Regions from separate parts of the Homo sapiens genome. Here region 2 is linked to region 1. The links are chromatin loops, found by intact Hi-C in ENCODE. Cell type or tissue: CD14-positive monocyte. All regions are shown on one strand. Each heading gives the region's core, and the rest is flanking DNA. Links, peaks and the distances in the headings are about the cores only. Region 1 holds the start of TMEM235 (transmembrane protein 235). Region 2 overlaps TNRC6C (trinucleotide repeat containing adaptor 6C).

Region 1 (8,558 bases), core at 523-8,522:
CTGGTGCCCAGTGAAGGGGCACAACACAGCCTGGTCTTCTGTGATTCCTCCTGGGAACCAAACTTGGGAAGAAGAGTGGGACAGAGAGTGGGGAGAAGAAGGCATGGGGAGGCTGAGGGAGGGAGGACACACGGATGCCTGCCCGGCTGGGCAGCGTAGCAACAGAAATTATGGATTTATTTTGGGGAAGAATGTGAAGCCAAATTGAATGAAGCGGTCCCTGGGAGAAGCAGGGGTGGGGGTCAGCCCCCAGCAGCGGGGGCTGACCGTGCGGCAGGAGGTGCCTGTCTCTGCCTGTCTCTGCCTGTAGCACTGGCTGCAGCTGCAGCCCAAGGCCCCACTTCCTGGCAGGCCGCCCCACCAGCTGAGCCCTCTCCAAACACCAGCTGCCTCCTGTAGCCTGGCCGAGGACACGGCCTTTCTCCCAAAATGAAGGTGAAGAGTAAGCTCCCAAACTGGGACCTGAAGTACCTCCCAAATCCCTGGTGATGGGGCCCAGGCTCAGCTCCTGGCAGACCTCCTAAAGGAGGCCTCTGCGGCTGGCACCTGCAACCTCAAGCTGGGAAACTCTAAAGGACTCTGTCACCGTGGGCCCTGTCGGTCCCCCAGGCCCCCCAAGATCCTGTCTCAGGGAAGGGCACCCAATCGATCTGGGGCCCTCTATCTCCCTCCCCCTCCTTGCAGTGCTAGTGAGGGGTGAGGGCCGAGCTGACCCTGGGCAGGTGCCTTTGGTGTGACATCCTGAGAGCCCTCTGTGCTTCGGCCCACAGCTGACCCTCATACTAGGATGGAGGCCCCCTCTGCCTGGGGAGGCTGGAGTCGCAGTGGAACCCCCACCCATCCACCAGCTACCTCCGGCCCCTCCACCCCCTAGCCGGTGCCTTCGCTCCCAGGCACAATGCAGAGGGTCCGTGTCCCTGTAAGTTCTTCTGGTTACAATCCCAACCCAATTACACTCTAGTCGCTGGCTCCCGAAGGTCCTCTTAATTGGATTTTGAACACTCACAGATGGGCCGCAGGGTCAGGTCATTTGGATTCTTCCTGATTTCATTGTCTAGAGGAGACCTTGACTTCACTGTTGTTCTCATGTGGCCTGTGACCAATACCAAGGCTGCTGGTTTCCCCAATCTCTGCACCCAGTCGGGCCTCCTCAGTGACAGAGGCCTCCCAGAGAAACAGGGAGGGTGCCCCCAGCCCTGGATGGTCTGCTCCTTGTGGCCACAGCCTTGACAGTGGAGCTGGCCTGAGACATCAGGGCCTGGCTCGGGCCTAGCCTTGATTGACAGGGGCGGCTGAGGACAGACTGTCAGGAGCCCCTAGTCCACCTTCCGCAACAGCCAGTGCTGGGCAGTCGGTGGAAACTGAGGAGACAGCACCAGTGGGGGTGAAGGGGAGCCCAGGCCCTCGGCCCTCTCCAGGCCTCAGATTTCTCACCTGCAGCTGGGACTGGGGGGCCCTCGGAGGAGCCTTCGGAGGAGCACTTGGCCAGCACTCGGCATGTAGTCAGAGCTGGAGCCGCGTCAGTGGATGGGTGGTTACCGGTTACAGTCTCAGCCTGTGCTGGGGTCAGAGCTGAGGCCTCTGGTGCCCTGTCTCACCTGCCTTCATGCCTGGCCCTGCCTCATCTGTGCCAAACCCCGGAACCCTTGCTCCTCCCACCAGGACAGTACAGGAAGGAGAAGGGTGTGGTGAGGGGCTGGCCCCAGGCCCCCCCGCATGATCTGACCCAGTAGAGCAGGTCCTGGGGTTGCCCTGGAGGCCCTCATGCCCCCCGCACCAAGAAGCTTGGACCCCGGTGCTCCTCCCTGTCCCAGGCTCTGACCCACAACCAGAAGCCCTGCTCCTATCACGGTGCTAGGGTTTGGTGTCCCGGCCCGAATCGCATGTGGAATGATAATCCCCAGTGTTGGAGGGGGCGCCTGGTGGGAGATGACTGGATCATGGCAGTGGCTTCCCATGAATGGGTTAGCACCATTTCCCTTGGTGCTGTTCTCTGGATAGTGAGTGAGTTCTGAGATCTGGTTGTTTAAAAGTATGTAGCACCCAGGGCTGGGCATGGTGGCTCATGCCTGTAATCACAGCACTTTGGGAGGCCGAGGCAGGAGGATCACAAGGTCAGAAGATTGAGACCATCCTGGCTAACATGGTGAAACCCCATCTCTACTAAAAATACAAAAAAATTAGCCGGGCGTGGTGGCAGGTGCCTGTAGTCCCAGCTGCTCAGGAGGCTGAGGCAAGAGAATGGCATGAACCTGGGAGGCAGAGCTTGCAGTGAGCGAAGATTGCGCCACTGCACTCCAGCCTAGGAGACAGAGCGAGACTCCGTCTCAAAAAAAAAAAAAAAAAAACTATGTAGCACCCAGCTGGGAACGGTGCCTCACACCTATAATCCCAGCACTTAGGGAGGCTGAGGCAGGTGGATTACCTGAGGTCAGGAGTTCAAGACCAGCCTCACCAGCATGGAGAGACCCCGTCTCTACCAAAAATACAAAATTAGCTGGGTGTGGTGGCGCATGCCTGTAATCCCAGCTACTCAGGAGGCTGAGGCAGGAGAATTGCTCGAACCCAGGATGCGGAGGTTGCAGTGAGTCGAGATCATGCGATTGCACTCCAGCCTGGGCAACAAGAGCGAAACTCCATCTCAAAAAAAAAAAAAAGTGTGTAACACCTCCCTACTCTCTTCCTCCTGTCCCAGCCATGTGAAATGCTGGCTCCCTGCCTTGGCCTTCCGCCTGTGATTGTCATTTTCCTGAGGCCTCCCCAGAAGCCAAGCATCATGCTTCCTCTACAGCATGCAGAACCATGAGCCAATTAAACCTCTTTTCTTTATAAGCCCAGCTAATTTTTGTGTTTTTAGTAAAGATGGGGTTTTACCATGTTGGTCAGGCTGGTCTTGAACTCCTGACCTCAGATGATCCACCCACCTCAGCCTCCCAAAGTGCTGGGATCACAGGCATGAGCCACTGCTCCCGGCCTAAACCTCTTTTCTTTATAAATTACGCAGTCTCAGGCATTTCTTTATAGCAACGTGAGAACAAATATACATGGGTACCTTCTGGAACCACAGGGAGCTGCCTGCCACGGCTCCATCGCCAGACTCAGCACCCGCCCAGAAGGGAGCAGGGGACGAGGGCAACAGGAGAGGCAGCACCCCACTCCCGGGACCTGTGGCCCAGCTCCCATCTTTGGAGCCATTCCCCCAGGGCCCCAGACTCACTCCCCAGCAGGAAGTAGCAGCCGGTGAAAAGCAGCAGAGACACGCTCTGGGCCAGGGAGCTGAGCAGGCCGCAGATCCAGCCACACACGAGAAGGACCAGGCTCAGGGGCAGGACCACAATGACTGCACGGTGCAGCACTGCAGGAAAGGGGGCTCAGGTGAGAATTCTGGTCCAGGTGGGCCCTTCAGCACTTGTCTGCCGGAGGACAGTGACGTGGTGCTTCGTCTTCTCAGGAAAAGCGGCTGACGCCCATCTCTGTGGACACCACTGGACCCTCCCAGTGGCCCCCTCTGACTCTGGCAGGGGCTTCCTAAGGCCAGGAGGGGAGGCGTCCCCAGAACACTCCCAGCCCCCATCCCCAGGCCTCACATGTCCCCCAACCCGCCAGGTGGAAGGTGCCAGCCAGGTAGACAGCAGGCCATCTGGAAGAATCGAGTCCTAAATGGGGAGCCAGGAGTCTGCAAGGCCCGCAGGATCCAGCCAAGCTGGGAGCTGCCTGGCTTCCCCAATAACAAAGGGATGAGCCATCACCACTGAGAGGGAAACTGAGACAGGGGAAAACAGGATAGGCTGGGAGCTGGGCACCTGTGGTTAGGGACAGCAGCACAGCACTGGGACAGGTCTGCGTGGAAACGTCCTCTTGGAAACGCAGGGGCAGTGGAAGCAGTGCTGCGGGATGGGGATGGGGATGGCTGGGATCTGCCTTGCCTGAATATTTGGAAAGGATGGGGAGGTGGCCCCACCCAGGACTCACAGATGAGGTGCTGCACCGAGGTGGAGACGTCCAGGCTCTCACTGGCAAAAGGGTCGACCAGCGGGATGCAGCCGTTCTGCCCTGGGAAACATAGGCCTCGAAGCCTGGGGCCTGGACGCTGTGGTGCACCCAGCAGCCTACCCGAGCCCAGGGGACCCCCTGGCACCACAGGGCCCTGCCAGCTTCTCTTCTGCTGAAACTCAGGGCTGGGACTCCAAGTGGGATGAAAAGGCCCAAGACCTTTAGCCTTGTTTATTTTCTTTTTCTTTTTTTTTTTTTTGAGATGGAGTCTCGCTCTGTCACCCCAGGCTGGAGTGCAGTGGCGCGATCTCGGTTCACTGCAAGCTCCGCCTCCCGGTTTCGCGCCATTCTCCTGCCTCAGCCTCCCAAGTAGCTGGGACTACAGGCACCCGCCACCGTGCCCGGCTAATTTTTTGTATTTTTAGTAGAGACGGGGTTTCACTGTGGTCTCGATCTCCTGACCTCGTGATCCACCCGCCTCGGCCTCCCAAAGTGCTGGGATTACAGGCGTGGGCCACCGGGCCCAGCCTTCACCTTGTTTATTTTCACGTGCAAGTTATGCCTGCACAGGTGCATGTTTAAACTTTCAAACGCTCCATGGAGGCCCCCTCAGAGTCCCTCAGGCAGGGGTCCTTGTAATGCGTTTGTGTGTGGAACTCAGGCTTTGCCTGAAAGGAAAAAGGGTGTACAAAACGGGCTCCTGGGAAGCCTCGCTCTGGAATCTTCCTGACTCGTGTCATGTGGGCATACATACTCTCTGGTTCTCACACGCGTGCAGAGCCACCTGCATAGGCACAGGCGTGTGCACACGTGCACACAGGTGCATGTCAGGAGGTCTTTGGAGCACAGTTAGGCAGTCTGTTGGATGAACACAAGGCTCCTAACTCCTCCCCAGTTGCACTGAGGAAGCCACCAGCACATGTGCACCACCCACACATGCACTCACTCATATACATGCCCACACACTCTCACATGCACACACATGCACACTGACATGCTCACACACTCATATTCACATGCACACACAACTACATACACTCACACTCACATATTCATATTTACATACACAGCCAGGTGCTCACACATGTTCATGTTCAGCACATGCACACATATTCAGATGCACACACATGCTCACTCACACACACACCCCTGCCCTGCCAGCCCTCGCGCTGTGAAGGGGAAGCTCCCCAGGCTGGCCCCAGCTCCGGAGGAGGGAGCTGGGGGGAACGGAGGGGGCCCTGTGGACCCTCCAGCCTGCTGGGATCCCCTTCTCTCTCCCCGGACTCTGAAGCCTCTGTACACATTTGGAACCCCTGCCCCCGCGGCATCAGGAGGTGTGGGGTGAACAGCTCTGACAGTGCCTGACAGGGACGGGGACAAGGGGCTGCCAGGCCCAAACCCCGGGGAGCGTGATCAAGAAACAACCCCTGGTGACTTGGATGAGGCCCCCCAACTACACACCTCTAGGCTTCCCTCCCCCACTGTCGCCCCACAGCCCCCTCCTCCGGCTGTGAGGGGCCCCGAACTGGGCTCCCTCCCTCCTGTAGCCCTTGGGCTGTCAGTTTTGGGGGAAGACGGAGGGTGATGGGGAGGGAGCGGAGAGACACCCTGGGGCAGAGCGGGATGCAAGAGAGGGGTCCTGGAAGGGGGTCTGGCGGGGCAACACGAGCAGGGCGGGGTTAAGGGGGTGTCGGAGGGACGAGGTCGCGGAGGGAGGAGGGCCGGCGCGGTGGCCGGTTACCTTCGCAGATGCGCCAGAGCCCCGAGTGCGAGGAGAGCAGCTCTGCGCGCCCGGGCCAGGCGCTGCCATTGCCGGCGTCCGCCACCTCCAGGATGTACCAGTAGTCGCTGGCGACCGCGGCGGCCAGGAGCGCGAAGCTGAGCAGTGCACCCAGGGCGGCGGCCAGGAGCAGCGCGCCCAGCCGGGCCATGGGGGCGGCCGGCGGGAGGGGACGGGTCGGGGGTAGCAGGGCCCCGGGGGCGGCGGGGGGCGCGCGGAGCCGGGAGCCGGGGGACGGGGGGCGGGCGGGCGCGGCGGCGCCCGGCTCTTCTGAGCACGTCCCCGCTCCTGCCCGCGCACTGGCCTCGCGGGCCCCCTGGGGTCGCAGGGAGATCGACCCCACCTCTCTGCGGTCGCTGAGCTCGCCCCTGGGGGAAAGGAGAGGAAGTCGAGAGCCGCGCGGCGAACCTGGGGCTTGGGCTCCAATCCCAGCGTCCCCACGGGCTGGCCCCGGGTCCCTGGGCACGTTCCTTAATTTCCCTGAACCCCCGGCTCCTCAGCAGCCAAACAAGATGCACCTGCCTGGCCGGGCTGTGCAGGGCTTGAGAGGAGGAGGGAGGATCGGCCAGAGACCGACCCCAGGAGGATGGCCGGCCAGGCAGCAGGACCACCCACCCGTGCTCCTGGAAGCATAGGAGCCTGGCACGGGCTGGCCCTGGGGTCCTGGTCTGTATCAGTCCTGAGGACCAACCAGACGGCATCCGGTGAAGTGCAGTGGCTGGGCCCCACAGCCGGGCGGGGGGCTGCGGAAGGAAAAAACCTTGTTTTGGATTCACTCATAATTACAAATGCCCCCTCCAGCAAGGCCGGCCTCTGCCTGTCCAGTCACTCACGGAGAAAACAGGCAGAAAGAACCTTCTAGGACAGGCGTGGGGTGCCAGTGGGGGTGGGAGGCAGAGGAGCCGGCGAGAGGCCCCCACCCATCCACCCAGGACTAGCCCCATGAGCAACGCCCGCGTGGGCAGCCACACAGGCGGAAGGGACAGGCTGGGCAGCCATCGCCTAAGGTCTGGGGTTAAATCTCAAACGAAGGGGAGGCTTCCTCTGGGTTGCCACACAGGGCTGGGCAGAGCCTGCAGAGAGGGGATCAGAGGTCTGAGGACATCCTCCCGGATGGTGGCCCTTGGAGGTGAAGCCAAGGCTCTCTTCTTGGGGCGTTTTGGCCATGCTTTCCTCTGCTAGGCTCTTGTTGGTTTGAGGAATATAGTCAGGAAGGAAAAACCAGCCTAGCAGTTATTGAAACAATATTTCAAACAGAGTTCAGACAGAGTGACAGAATGGCTCAGGTATTTTGTAGCCGTCCTCACACCTGCAGCACCAGACTGTGTTGCCGCACGTGGGCAGCTCTGGGGTTTTCCAGCCCCCTTGGAGCTGGGGCTTCCCTGACCACAGCCCCTCTCTGGGAGCCATGTGGCATCCAGCAGCCCTGTTCTCTAGGGGTGGGGATAGCACATTAGATCTGGAAGGTGAAAGAACTCAACAGGTGCTCAGAGAGTAGCAGCCGTTATAAAGGCAGAGGCGATAGGGATAGGGGGTGGGGCCTCGTTCCCCCCCTAAACACACTGCAGCTGGGGAAAGAACGGTGCGTGATGAAAACTCGTGGTACTCTGACACTGACCCCACAATAAAGCAATATAACAAGAATCAATATTGCTTCGGTTGGATCAACACCTTTGTGCATGTGAAAGGTACGAACTGACTCTGCAGGGAGAACAGAGGAGCCCCATTTGGGCTGCGTGCTCCATGTGTGTCCTCCCGGTGACTTCCCCTTCTCTCTCTCACTCTATTTATTTTTTTAGAGACAAGGTCTCCCTATGTTGCCCAGGCTGGACTCAAACTCCAGGGTTCAAGTGATCCTCCTGCCTGGGCTTCCCAAAGTGCTGGGATTACAGGTGTGAGCCACCAAGCCCAGCCTCTCCTTTCTTTTTTTTTTTTTTTTTTTTTCAGAGACAGGGAGGGCAGGGGTCTCCCTATGTTGCCCAGGCTGGTCTCGAACTCCTGGGTTCAAGTGATCCTCCTGCCTCGGCTTCCCAAAGTGCTGGGATTATAGGCGTGAGCCACTGTGCCCAGCTTCCCCTTCTCTTGAGCTGAGAGCTGGTTTGAGATCTGTTATTGCACCCACATAAAGCTTACGTAGGGCCAGATATGGTGGCTTGTGCCTGTGGTCTCAGCTACCTGGGAGGCCAAGGTGGGAGGATTGCTTGAACCCAGGCAGGAGGTTGAGGCTGCAGTGAGCTGTGGCTGTGATCAACAGAGTGAGACCCTGTCTTAAAAAACAAAAAAAGGCCAGGTGCAGTGGCTCACGCCTGTAATCTCAGCACTTTGGGAGGCCGAGGTGGGAGGATCACTTGAGGTCAGGAGTTCCAGACCAGCCTGGCCAACATGGCAAAACCCTGTCTCTACTAAAAATACAAAAATTAGCTGGGAGTGGTGGCTCATGCCTGTTATCCCAGCTACTCAGGAGCCTGAGGCAGAAGAATCACTTGAACCCGGGAGGCAGAGGTTGCAGTGAACTGAGATCACACCACTGCACTCCAGCCTGGGCAACAGAGCAAGACTCCATCTCAAAAAAAAAAAAAATGCTTAACGCCACTGTTATCTAGGAGGAGGTTTTGGCCAGGTGCAGTGGCTCACGCCTGTAATCCCAGCACTTTGGGAGGCTGAGACGGGTGGATCATGAGGTCAGGAGTTCGAGACCAGCCTGGCCAATATACTGAAACCCCGTCTCTACTAAAAATACAAAAATTAGCTGGGCCTGGTGGCGTGTGCCTGTAGTCCCAGCTAC
Region 2 (11,787 bases), core at 242-8,241, 130 kb after region 1:
GTCGGACGCACATACGCACACGCATGCTCACACGCACACATATTGGATATACATACGCAGGTGTATGTCCATCGAATATATAGAACGCATGTAATGGCAATGAGATGCAGTCACTCTGAGGAAGGTTGGTTTTTCTAAATATCCTACTAAACTTGAGAAAAAAAGTCTTGAACCCAGTTTGTGCATAGTTCATGATCCTCTATAAAACCAGCTTTTGTGGATCTGCAGTCTTGCAGGACTTTTTTTTTTTTTTTTGTATTTTTTTTGTTTTGATAAAACCATTAAAAAGCTAATTAAAAAAATGTAATGCACAAGTTTCCTGATCAAGCAGGCAGGGAGCACAATGTTCATATATATATTTTTTAAAACATACTTGAAGGTATGTTATTCCATTGTCTTTCTTCCTTGCAAAACAATCAAAACATTGATCATTTTTAAAACATAAAGCAATTTTTAATATATAAAGCACTCTTCAAACATCTATTTCTTTTGAGTCCATTATTTGGTAAATATGTAACTGCTACACATTAGAGATTAGGTATTTTTCTTCTTTGTGTTTTTTTTTCCTCTTTTTCTTTTTTTTCATTTTTTTGTTTTGTTTTGTTTTTTTTTTTTTTAAATAACATCTTCAGTGCTAGGAGTTGGGTTTAAAAATACATGAAATGGTGTGGAGCTGCCCTCGGGAGCCCTGGCTTTCCTGAGAGCGCGTCCGGCATGTGCAAGACAGTGGCCACAACGCCTGTCACCTTGACGAAGGGGCGAAAGCAATCGACAGAGTCCACGACGATGGCCGAGGGAACAACACTGTCCCGTCCCAGAGCTCTGAAGGAACGCATCTGCATTCTGAAAATAGGTTTCTTTACGACGGAAGTCTTTTTTTTTTTTTAATTCCTTTTTAAATTTTTAAAATTTTAAAGTCTGAAGGAGAAAAAAAGGTCTGTAAACAGGTGGGAGCCCAAACCCCAGGCTCCCCCAAAAGCAGTCACAACCCACGCCCAAGTGCTTGTTTCTGTTCCTTCCACGGAACCATCCATTCTTTACAAGTATCTATGGCCACAGTTCAACAACAGTTTTTTTTTTTTTTCTCTTTAACTTTATATTCCAAATGGAAAAATGGTGCAATACTCTGGTAATAATTTTCTTGCATTAGTCCACAATAAAAAGCTGCTAAAGGTAGGTATACATGTTATTTCTCCAGAGATATACACTGTACTTTTTAAACGCAGTCACAGAGTCCTTGAGTAAACATTTACACATGAATTGTCGCCAGCCCTGTCCTAGGAATTCTCTGTAATGTATAGGATTAGCTAAAGGAAGGGCGAGGACACTCAGTGCAAAGTTAGAAGCTAATAATAACAACCGTTTGACCAATGCGCCAAAAAAAAAGCGTATACTGAATACAAGGGAAAACCCACAGTTAAATCCTCACACGCTTTCAAACACACAAACACAGAAAACTGCACGCCGTGCAGGAGCACGCGCCACACATGCACACACACACACACTTCTGTTTCAACACGCACACATACACACACGTAGGCTATGAACTTAGAAATTTTTCCTAGAGCCTGTTTCTGTGTACTGATGTCAACCTGGAAGTGTAGAATTAGAAAGTGTTCACATTTCACTATTGGCCTGCTGGATTCAAGTATTTGCATGTTTGATATGTCTTTTTTTAACTTTTAAAAAATATTTTTTGGGATAAAAAAATGACATGAAAAAGTAATGAAACAAGGGTAATGTGCATAGGCGGATCCAGGGGAACAGAGAGCAGATCGCAGCCCGCGCCTTCCGCTCAGCTCCCGCCGCGGAGCCGCTCTGCGCCCGGCGGTCCACACCAGACTCTGCCCTGATTACCGGCCGCCTCTGGTCATGTGCATAATCGTCACAGGCTCATTTTAAATAGGCTTCACGTCTCCCTCCCTCCCCCACAGATAAAATAACCCTTTCCAGCCCACAATCTGAAAAGTGCCCTTCATGATAGAACTATTCTAAGCAGCTTTTATACTTAAAAAAAAAAAAAAAATCAAAATGACAACACACTATACAAACATAAGACGCACAAAATAAAAAGCTACGAGGAACATCCTGTCATTAGCATGTGACGCTGACCCACCGCAGCCCGCACTGTTTTGCGAACAGTTCGCAAGGACTGCGGCCAAGGTTCGTCTTCAGTCCTGGACAGAGGTACTCAAAAGGGCGGCCGCTGCTGGGTTCCAGCGGGTCTGTGGGGCCGCCCAGCCGGGAGGGGTCCCGGGAGGGGTCGGCTCTCCTGGTGCTGATGATGGCAGAGCCTACAGGGACTCCCCGCTGAGCAGGTCCCCAGGCAGCAGGGTGGTTAGCGGCGTGGGGCTGCCTATCACCCTGCTGTCGTCGGCGCTGGGCGGGCCCCACAGGCTGCTGGAGTACTGGGGCACCCCGCCCCACAGCAGCTCACTGCTCCCCTTGCCACCCAGGCACGGGGCGTTCCAGTGGCCAGCGTCGCTGCGTACCAGGCCATGGGAGCTGCCCGCTGCGCTGAGCCGCGGCTGGCTGGACGCGCTGCTGGACTGCCAGCTGGAAGTGGGTGGCAGCGCCTGGCCTTGGGCTAAGAAGCGATTCACTTCTTCTTCACCAGCGAACTCGGCCAGGATGGTAGTGTTTCCCAGGACGCACCTGCAACAGCAAGATGGGGCACGTGAACAGGGCCACCCCAAGTCCTGCTGAGTTCGTGGCACTGGCTTTCTCTGTATTGGGAACGGCCCCACATGGAAGCCATCCTGTGGCTTCTGTTTTGCCACTGCTATTTCCAAACCCAGACTGTGAATGTTTTGCTCAGTTCAGACTTCTAGTGGCAACATCGTACTGGTACACAGAGTACATCTTCAAGTGCGTGAACAGATCATTAAATGTGGGCTCGTTTAGGGTCAGTGTCATTTGCATCCTGGGCTAAAAACAGGAATGACTAATTTCTAGGTTCCAACGTCTCAAGTGATGTTACTGATCAGGTCTACTCGTACTTCTATCAAAAGCAACCTTTCACTAGGGTGAAGGGTTGGCTGTGAGGACCACTGCTGGGCCCTGTGTAGGAATGTGTCACAGGGAGGGAGTAGACACAGCAACTCAGCAGCAGAAAAAAACCAGTAAGTCCCAAGATACCTGTGAGGAACTGACCTGTGTCGCCTTTCCCCAATTCCTTTGTTGAAGTCCTAACACCCAGTACCTCCCCATGTGACTACGTTTGGAGATGGGGTCTTTAAGGCGGGAATTAAGTTAGTTAGATGAGGTCACATGGGTAGGCCCTAGTCCAACAGGACTGGTGTCCTTATAAGGAGAGATTACGGCACAGACATGCACAAAGAGACGACCATATAAGAACAGAGGGAGAAGGCAGCTGTCTACAGCCAAGGAGAGAGGCCTCAGGAGAAACCAGCCCTGCCCACACCTTCATCTTGGGTATCAGACTTCCAGCCTCCAGAAGTGGGAGGGTGGCCAGCCTGTGGGATTCTGCTATGGTGGCTCAGGACACCCCTGCAACACCCCTAACCTAATGCTCTGGGGGATGGGGAGCTACTTGGAGCGCTGAGGTGGCTGTGAGAAAACATACATGTGCAGAGACTTCTGGGCCTTGGCAGCCTCCTCCTTGGAGCTGTACCGGACCACAGCATTGCCTTGAGTCAGATTCAGGTGGAATGTGATAAGAGGCCCATGTTGCAAACACAATGTCCGCAGTGTAGAACCATCAATCTGATAGAGGAAGCACAGGGACATGAATGAGCTTTCTTCTGATTTCTTTCACTACAGCCTTCCAAAGAAAAAACGTATGAAATTGGATACACTAAACACTAGGAATGTTTTTCTTTAAAAGGCCTAATAATATGTGGTTTTACAACATTAACGTTTTATATCTCTGTGGCCAAACGTGTAACTAAAAACTTGGATGCTTCAGTTACATTTTATAAGTTAGGCTAATCAGAGGAAGGAGAAAAACCCCATTTTGAATTCTGCTCTCCTTTCACCAGAGCACGTCGCACAGAGCCTCTGGTTTGCAAAAGGCACCTGGGTCCAGCTGCTGACAACAGACTTGGGAGACGTGCAGGTGGGTGTGGCCTGGGTCCCGGGAAGGGACTGGCTAGCCCCACAGTCTGATGTGGCCAAACGACTCTTTTAAAAAATGTTATAAAAATACACACATGGGGTCTTGCTATGTTGCCCAGGCTGGTCTCCAACTCTTGGGCTCAGGTGATCCCTGGCCTCGGCCTCCCAAAGTGCTGGGATTACAGGCATGAGCTACTGCGCCCAGCCAGGCCCAACCACTCTTGAATGGCTAGTTGTAAAATAAACAATTCTATTTACAGAGCACACTTTTCCAGCCTCTGGTGGGGAAACAAACAATTCACCAGGAACATGGTTAAAAGAGGCCCCTGGGCCCCATCTGCTGCCGCTGCTGGAGCCAATCCTGGCACTTGCTCATCTCCTCCCATGCAGCGTCACTTATGGACCCTGACCAAGAACCCCCAACTATCCTGCCCCACCAGACAGCCTCATCTGCATTGGGGGCCAAGCGGGAACCCTCCCTGGATCATGCTCAGTGATGCAGGGGCACCATATTGCACCTGGGGAGTGAGGTTTCGAAGAACGAGCCAGCTGCTGGTTCTTCCTGAGGTGTCGGTGCTCCAGGCAGAACCTGCAACAAGAGGGGAGAACCTGGTTGACAAGGCCCCGTGCCAGTGGATAGTGCGGCCCTCCCCACTTCTTATTGTGCTGAAGTGTGGGACAGCACAGGCCGTCACTGCGTGCTTTAGGAAAGCCTTTCTCAGCCTGGGAGGCCCATGCTATCTTTGGTAAACCAAAACCTCACAGTCCCTGCAGACCCCCTTCCCACTTCCCCGTGGTGACTCTGACTTTTTGGATCTTCCCACCAGCCCGGGAGGCCTGTGTTTTCCCATCTGTGCCAGGAGAGACGGGGGTGATGAGGCCCGAGAATCTCCAGGGAAGCTCTGCTCTCCACCTCTGCCTGTCCCCAGACCCGGTGTGGAATCAGTGCTCCCAGGTTCTTCTGGTTAATACAACAGAGCAAATCCCTGAAGGCTGCCGCTAAAAGGCAGAAACCATTACTTTCCAACTATCTGATACGGTTTGGCTGTGTCCCCATCCAAATCTCATCTTGAATTGTAACTCCCGTGATTCCCACCCCCACCCCAAAATCTGGCCATTAAACTGGCCCCAAAACTGGCCATAAAAAAAACTCTCTGCAGCACTGTGACATGTTCATGATGGCCATGACGCCCATGCTGGAAGGTTGTGGGTGTACCGGAATGAGGGCAAGGAACACCAGGCCCACCCAGGGCGGAAGACTGCTTAAAGGCGTTCTTAAACCACAAACAGTAGCACGAGCGATCTGTGCCTTAAGGATATGCTCCTGTTGCAGATAACTAGCCAAACCCATCCCTTTATCTCCCATAAGGGATACTTGTAGTTAATCTAGTATCTACGGAAACAATGCTAATGACTGACTTGCTGTTAATAAATACGTGGGTAAATCTCTGTTTAGGGCTCTCAGCTCTGAAGGCTGTGAGACCCCCGATTTCCCACTTCACACCGCTCTATTTCTGTGTGTGTGTCTTTAATTCCTCTAGTGCCTCTGGGTTAGGGTCTCCCTGATCAAGCTGGTCTTGGCACGGAAGCAACTTTGGAACTGGGTAACAGGCAGAGGTTGGAACTCAAGGCTCAGAAATAGACGGGAGAATGTGGGAAAGTTTGGAACTTCCTAGAGACTTGTGAAATGGCTTTGACAAATTGCTGATAAGGATATGGACAATAAAGTCCAGGCTGCAGCGGTCTCAGATGGAAATGAGGAACTTGTTGGGAACTGGGGCAAAGGTGGCTCTTGTTGTTTTAGCAAAGAGACTGGCGGCATTTTGCCCCTGCCCTAGAGATTTGTGGAGCTTTCAACTTGAGAGGGATGATTGAGGGTATCTGGCAGAAGAAATTTCTAAGCAGCAAAGCCTTCAAGAGGTGACTTGGGTGCTGCTAAAAGCATTCCGTTTTATAAGGAAAGTCGAACATGAAAGTTCAGAAAATTGGCCAGGCACGGTGGCTCACGCCTGTAATCCCAGCATTTTGGGAGGCTGAGATGGGTGGATTACGGGAGGTCAGGAGTTTGAGACCAGCCTGGCCAACATGGGGAAACCCCATCTCTACTAAAAATACAAAAATTAGCTGGGCATGGTGGCAGGCACCTGTAGTCCCAGCTACTCGGGAGGCTGAGACAGGAGAATCACTTGAACCTGGGAGGCAGAGGTTGCAGTGAGCCGAGATCACGCCACTGTACTCCGGCCTGGGTGACAAGAGTGAAACTCCATCTCAAAAAAAAAAAAAAAAAAAAAAGGAAATCCCATTTTCTGAGGAAAAATTCAAGCTGGGTGCAGAAATTTGCCTAAGTAACGAGGAGCTGCATGTTAATCCCTAAGACAATGGGGAAAATGGAGACTGTCTCTAGAGCATGTCAGAGGTCTTCAGAGAAGCCCCTCCCATCACAGGCCCAGAGGCCTACAAGGAAAAAATGGCTTCATGGGCCAGGCCCAGGGTCCACATGCTGTGTGCAGTTTAGGAATTTGGTGCCTTGTGTCCCAGCCGCTCCAGTTGTGACTGAAAGGGGCCAAGGTACAGTTTGGGCCATGGCTTCAGAGGGAGCAATCTCCAAGCCTTGGCAGCTTCCACGTGGTGTTGAGACTCTGGGTGCACAGAAGTGAAGAACTGAGGTTTGGGAACCTCCACCTAGATTTCAGAGGATATACGGAAATGCCTGGATGTTCAGACAATACTTTGCTGTGGGGCAGGGCTCTCATGGACAACCTCTGCTAGGGCAGTGTGGAAGGGAAATGTGGGGTTGGAGCCCCCACACAAAGTCCCTACTGGGGCACCACCTAGTAGAGCTATGAGAAGAAGGTCACCGTCCTCTAGACCCCAGAATGGTAGATCCACTGACAGCTTGCACCGTGTGCCTGGAAAAGCTGCAGACAATACCAGCCCGTGAAGACAGCCAAGAGGGAGGCTGTACCCTGCAGAGCTGCCCAAGACCATGGTAACCAACCTCTTGCCTAAGCATGACCCAGATGCGAGATATGAAGTCAAAGATCATTTTGGAGCTTTGAGATTTGACTGCCCTGCTGGATTTTGGTCTTGCATGGGGCCTGAGCCCCTCTGTTTTGGCCAATTTCTCCCATTTGGAATGACTGTATTTACCCAATGCCTGTACCCCCATTGTATCTAGGAAGTAACTAAGTTGCTTTTGATTTTACAGGCTTGTAGGTGGAAGGGACTTGCCTTACCTCAGATGAGACTTTGGACTGTGGACTTCTGAGTTAATGCTGAAATGAGTTAAGACTTTAGGGGACTGCTGGGAAGGCATGATTGGTTTTGAAATGTGAGGACATGAGATTTGGGAGGGGTCAGGGGCAGAATGATATGGTTTGGCTGTGTCCCCACCCAAATCTCATCTTGAATTGTAACTCCCACAATTCCCATGTTTCGTGAAGGAACCCAGTGGGAGGTTAACTGAATCATGGGGGCAGGTCTTTTCCATGCTGTTCTCGTGATAGTGAGTAAGTCTCATGAGAGCTGATGGTTTTAAAAATGGGAGTTTCCCTGCACAAGCTCTCTCTCTCTTCTTGTCTGCTGCCATGTGAGACATGCCTTTCACCTTCTACCAGGATTGTGAGGCCTCCCCAGACACATGGAACTGTAAGTCCAATAAATCTCATTCTTTTATAAATTGCCCAGTCTCGGGTATGTCTTCATCAGCAGTGTGAAAATGGACTAATACACTATCTGTAGCTGATTTTAAAAATTTTGTTATTTATTATTATTACACCCAGGCTGGAGTGCAGTGGCTCAAGCATAGCTCACTGTAGCCTCAATCTCCTGGGCTTGAGCCATCCTCCTGTCTCAGCCTCCCCAGCAGTTGGGATCACAGGTATGTGCCACTATGCCCCACTAATTTATTTTTTGTGGAGATGGGGTCTCACTTTGTTGCCCACGCTGGTGTAAATCTTCAGTTTCCTAAATTCCCAGTACATTTCTTTCATCTCTGAGGTTCGACATGCAGCACCTGAGAGAAGCTGCAATATTATGAGAGTTGTTTTTTCAAACTGGTGGGGTTTGTTTTGTTTTGGGCCTGCAAAAGCCTTACGTCCCAGTGACATCTTGTGGAGAAGCAAATATAAAAAGCAGAAATCCAGATCCCTGTGCGAAGGGGAGTCATGGGGGCAGAGAGCCTAAAGCGCTGTGCAGGCCTCTGATGGCCCAGTGTGGGGCAGCCACACTCCTGAGGATAGAATTGGCCAGTGTGGGCCCTCAATGGGTGCTGGAACTGCCTGGGACCTCTTGGCCCAGAGCAAACCTGCTGCGTGCCGGCACACCTAGGCTGATGCTAAAAACACCAGGCTCACCCAGCTACTGCCCTGGATGGACATCTAGGGTGGCCCTGGTGCCCTCCTAAGCCCTCCCAGGCTCCAGAGTTACAGGCAGGGGTCCTTACAAAGGAGGTACAGGACAAAGTGATAAGCACATCCCCTAAAGGGTAAGGCCCCCATCGGAACACGAGGAGCATGGAGCTTACCCGAGGAGTAGGAGCTGGTCCAGCCGAGGGGGCTGGCACCCCAGGTGGAGGAGGGCTTGGGATTGGTTAACCCTGGAGGTGGCCTCGTGGGTGCAGTACTGTTTCTGGGCACCTTCCATAGTTCATGAGACAGAGAGGCTTGCGTGTGGGAGGTAGGGCCAGAGGACCACGTCGATTTGATGTCTGACAGTTTACCTAGAAAGGCAGAGAGATGGAGCATATGCAGTCTTGAGACAAAGAAGAAAACTCACTGCTGTGTTTGGGGAGCCACACAGAGTGCTCTCTAACACCAGCAGACTGTGTGATAGGCAAAGAAACACCAAGTCAAGCCCCTGGCAAACTCAAGTAACCACAAATTCCCAGAAGTGTTTTGCCTCTAAGTTTTCAAAACCTTGCAGAGCCCTTGTCTTGTGGCCATGGGGGAAAGGAAGAGAGAAGGCAGTGGGCCCACACACTTGTATGGAGAAGACGTTACCACTTCCATGTGCGTGCAAGCTGATGTGCCCAGCGTGCCCACTGTGCCTGGGCAAGGCCCCCACCCATCCTTCATCACGCCACACGGCCTCCCAGCTCAGGGAGTGAGTAAAGAGCCAATAGGAAAAGCTGGGGCCTGTCAAAGTTTTGTTTGGGAAAAGAAAGAAAATGCTACCTGCAAGTCTAGAGGCCAGGCGCGTACCTGCAACACTAGGTGCGGATGCAATGCTGCTGAAAGAGCTACTGTAGCCGGAGGCACTGAGTGGCCAGGCACTCGAAGAAGGCAGCGTGGCATTCTGAGATGATGGCGGGGAGGACCCTGCAGAACCAAACACGGCACTGAGCAAGGTGGTGGCGGTGTCCGGGTTCATGACTCTAACTGTGGGGTGTGAGAACCATCAGGAATCAACCTCTCCCTAGGCTGCCATTTTTAATAGAAGCCTGAACATGAAAGTGACATGTGGGAAAGAAGAAACGGGGCATGCCTCCTACTCTGGGTCCCTGTACCCACTCAGGGAGGCCTGGGATGTTGCTGAAGGCAGAGGAATCAAAGGGCAAGAAGCAGCATGAGCTTCTTTGAGAATTCCCGCCAGAATGCTTAAAATACCATGTTTTAAGAGTTTTAAAGGACCACACTGATTTCCTCTCCCAAATAAGGTAAAATAAAAATCCAGGGCAATCTACATCCTTTCACAGTTCAAACAATGGCCACAAAATGGAAGAACAAAACTCCAAGCCTTTTATTACAAAATTTGCCATAAAAATTTGAGTATTTCTTCTGACTGGGGTGTCCCATCAGCTTACACTCATATTTTGCTTAAAAAAAATTTTTTTTTAAGAGATGGGGCTGTTGCAATGTCACCCAGGCTGCAGCACAGTGGCTGTTCACAGGCATGATCACAGTGCACAGCAGCCTCAACCTCCTGGGCTCAGTGATCCTCTTGCCTCAGCCTCCGGAGTCACAGGGACCACAGGTGCATGCCACCACACCCGGCTCATGATTCCCTTTTTAAATACAGGAATAATTAAGAGACATCTGTCCTAATAACTGTGTATATGGACTTGAGTTATTCTATCCCTAGGACTGTAGTTTTTTGAGGAAAGCTTGTCCCTGTGCCTGAAAGGGAGACTTAGGATAAATGGGCCATCCTTAAGGCACCTCAATCCCTTGTGTAAAAGCTCAGCTCCTCGCTGCTTGGTTTTATTTCATATTTTCTAATGTGGCTCTCCCTTTCAATTCTGTGAAGAAAGCAAGAAGCTGGAGAAGAAGAGCGAGGATGGAATAATGGTGACAGTTGGGGTGAACACAGGATGGAAAGAGCTCTAATTGGGACAATGACTCTGCCAGTGCACGTATCCTGGCTAGCAGAGGGAACATGAGCACAGTCTGGCTGCTAAACTGATGACCATAAACAGAATCGGACGGTTTCTGAAAAGCCATGGCATCTCAGCCGTAGGCCCACATGGCGTTGTGCAGTGAATAACCAGGTGTGTGGCACCTCCTGGACACGTGCAGTGTCCAACCTGCACAGCTGTTTGCAGCTGCCCTGCTGCAAGGGACCTCTTTAGAATGAGGGCACCAGAGCTGAGGCAAGTTAACATTTATGGGTAATCTGCAGGTCTTCACTTTTATTTTTTCCAATTTTTATTTTGGGTTCAGGGAGTCCATGTGCAGGTTTGTCACACAGGTGAACTGTGCGTCGTGGGGGTGTGGTGTAGAGATCATTCCATCACCTAGGTAGTGAGCACAGTACCCCACAGGCAGTTTCTGAATCCTCTCCTTCCTCCCACCCTCTACCATACAGCAGGCCCCGGTGTCTGCTGCTCCCTTCTTTGTGTTGTGTGAACTCGGTGTTGGGCTCCCGTTTGTAAGTGGGAACGTGTGAGCTGTCTGTTCTCTGTTCCTGTGTTAATTCCCTCAAGAAGGTCTTTACTTTAAAAGGGTGTCAGCTCGGCCGTGCGCACTGGCTCACGCATGTAATCCCAGCGCTTTGGGAGGCCTTTTCTTTTTTTGAGACGAAGTCTTGCTCTGTCACCCAGGCTGGAGTGCAGTGGCCCAATCACAGCTCACTGCAGCCTTGACCTCCCAAGGTCAAGTGATTCTCCTGTCTCAGCCTCCTGAGTAGCTGGGACCACTGACGTGTGCCACCACACGCAGCTAATTTTTTCATTTTTAATTTTTTGTAGAGCCAGGGTCTCATTATATTGCCCAGGCTGGTTTCAAATTCCTGGCCTCAAGTGATTCTCCCACGTTGGCCACCCAAAGTGCTGGGATTACAGGTGTAAGCCACTGTGCTCGGCCTGCTAGTGCTTTCTGGTTAGCAATTTCTACGTGAAGAGATGTTCATTGTACTCCCCTTTCTTTCAATAACAAACCCTAATGTATCCCTAAACACAACCAAGAGAGGTACCAGAGTGGAGCAACAAGGTTCCTCGTGCTGGTCACGAGCTGAAGGGGAGGCCTGGCATGAGCCACATGAACTGGCTACTGCTGAATACTGATGTCTGTGTACAAGTGCCAGGGCAGGCTCAAGACCCAAACGTCGAGCACCCGGGAAGTCAAACGATGTTCACTTGGAGCTACAAGTCACCCCGGTTGGCAGGTTGGCTGGCTGGCTGGTTCTTAGGCTCAGGGCTGGAGATGCCATTTCCTTGCCTTATCTCAAAGGCCAATGCATTTCCTAGGCTTAGGTTCTCTTCTGCCCTCCCCG

What was found. A loop is a pair of places that touch in the nucleus more often than their neighbours do. Peaks named below come from ENCODE experiments on the same cell type or tissue, not always from the same donor. Only the 100,000 strongest peaks of a DNase experiment are listed, where the experiment ranks them.
Region 2: it touches region 1 in a loop (3-fold over the local background); 14 of 110 quality-filtered maps call a loop at or near these places.

The regions. Positions count from the first base shown.
Region 1 is chr17:78,229,390-78,237,947 of GRCh38, reverse strand. It overlaps TMEM235 (transmembrane protein 235), which reads right to left and starts at 6,317. Exons shown (of 5, transcript NM_001395503.1): 1 at 5,735-6,317; 2 at 3,973-4,053; 3 at 3,218-3,355. The coding sequence starts at 5,924. In CD14-positive monocyte, for the core only: no CTCF peak of the experiment used is centred there; no DNase peak of the experiment used is centred there; H3K27me3 peaks cover 3,339 bases.
Region 2 is chr17:78,095,353-78,107,139 of GRCh38, reverse strand. TNRC6C (trinucleotide repeat containing adaptor 6C) reads right to left here. Exons shown (of 23, transcript NM_001142640.2): 19 at 9,279-9,395; 20 at 8,603-8,797; 21 at 4,596-4,666; 22 at 3,587-3,726; 23 at 1-2,655. The coding sequence ends at 2,295. Among named protein-coding and RNA genes, the nearest start is that of TMC6, 28 kb to the left of the region's middle. In CD14-positive monocyte, for the core only: no CTCF peak of the experiment used is centred there; no DNase peak of the experiment used is centred there.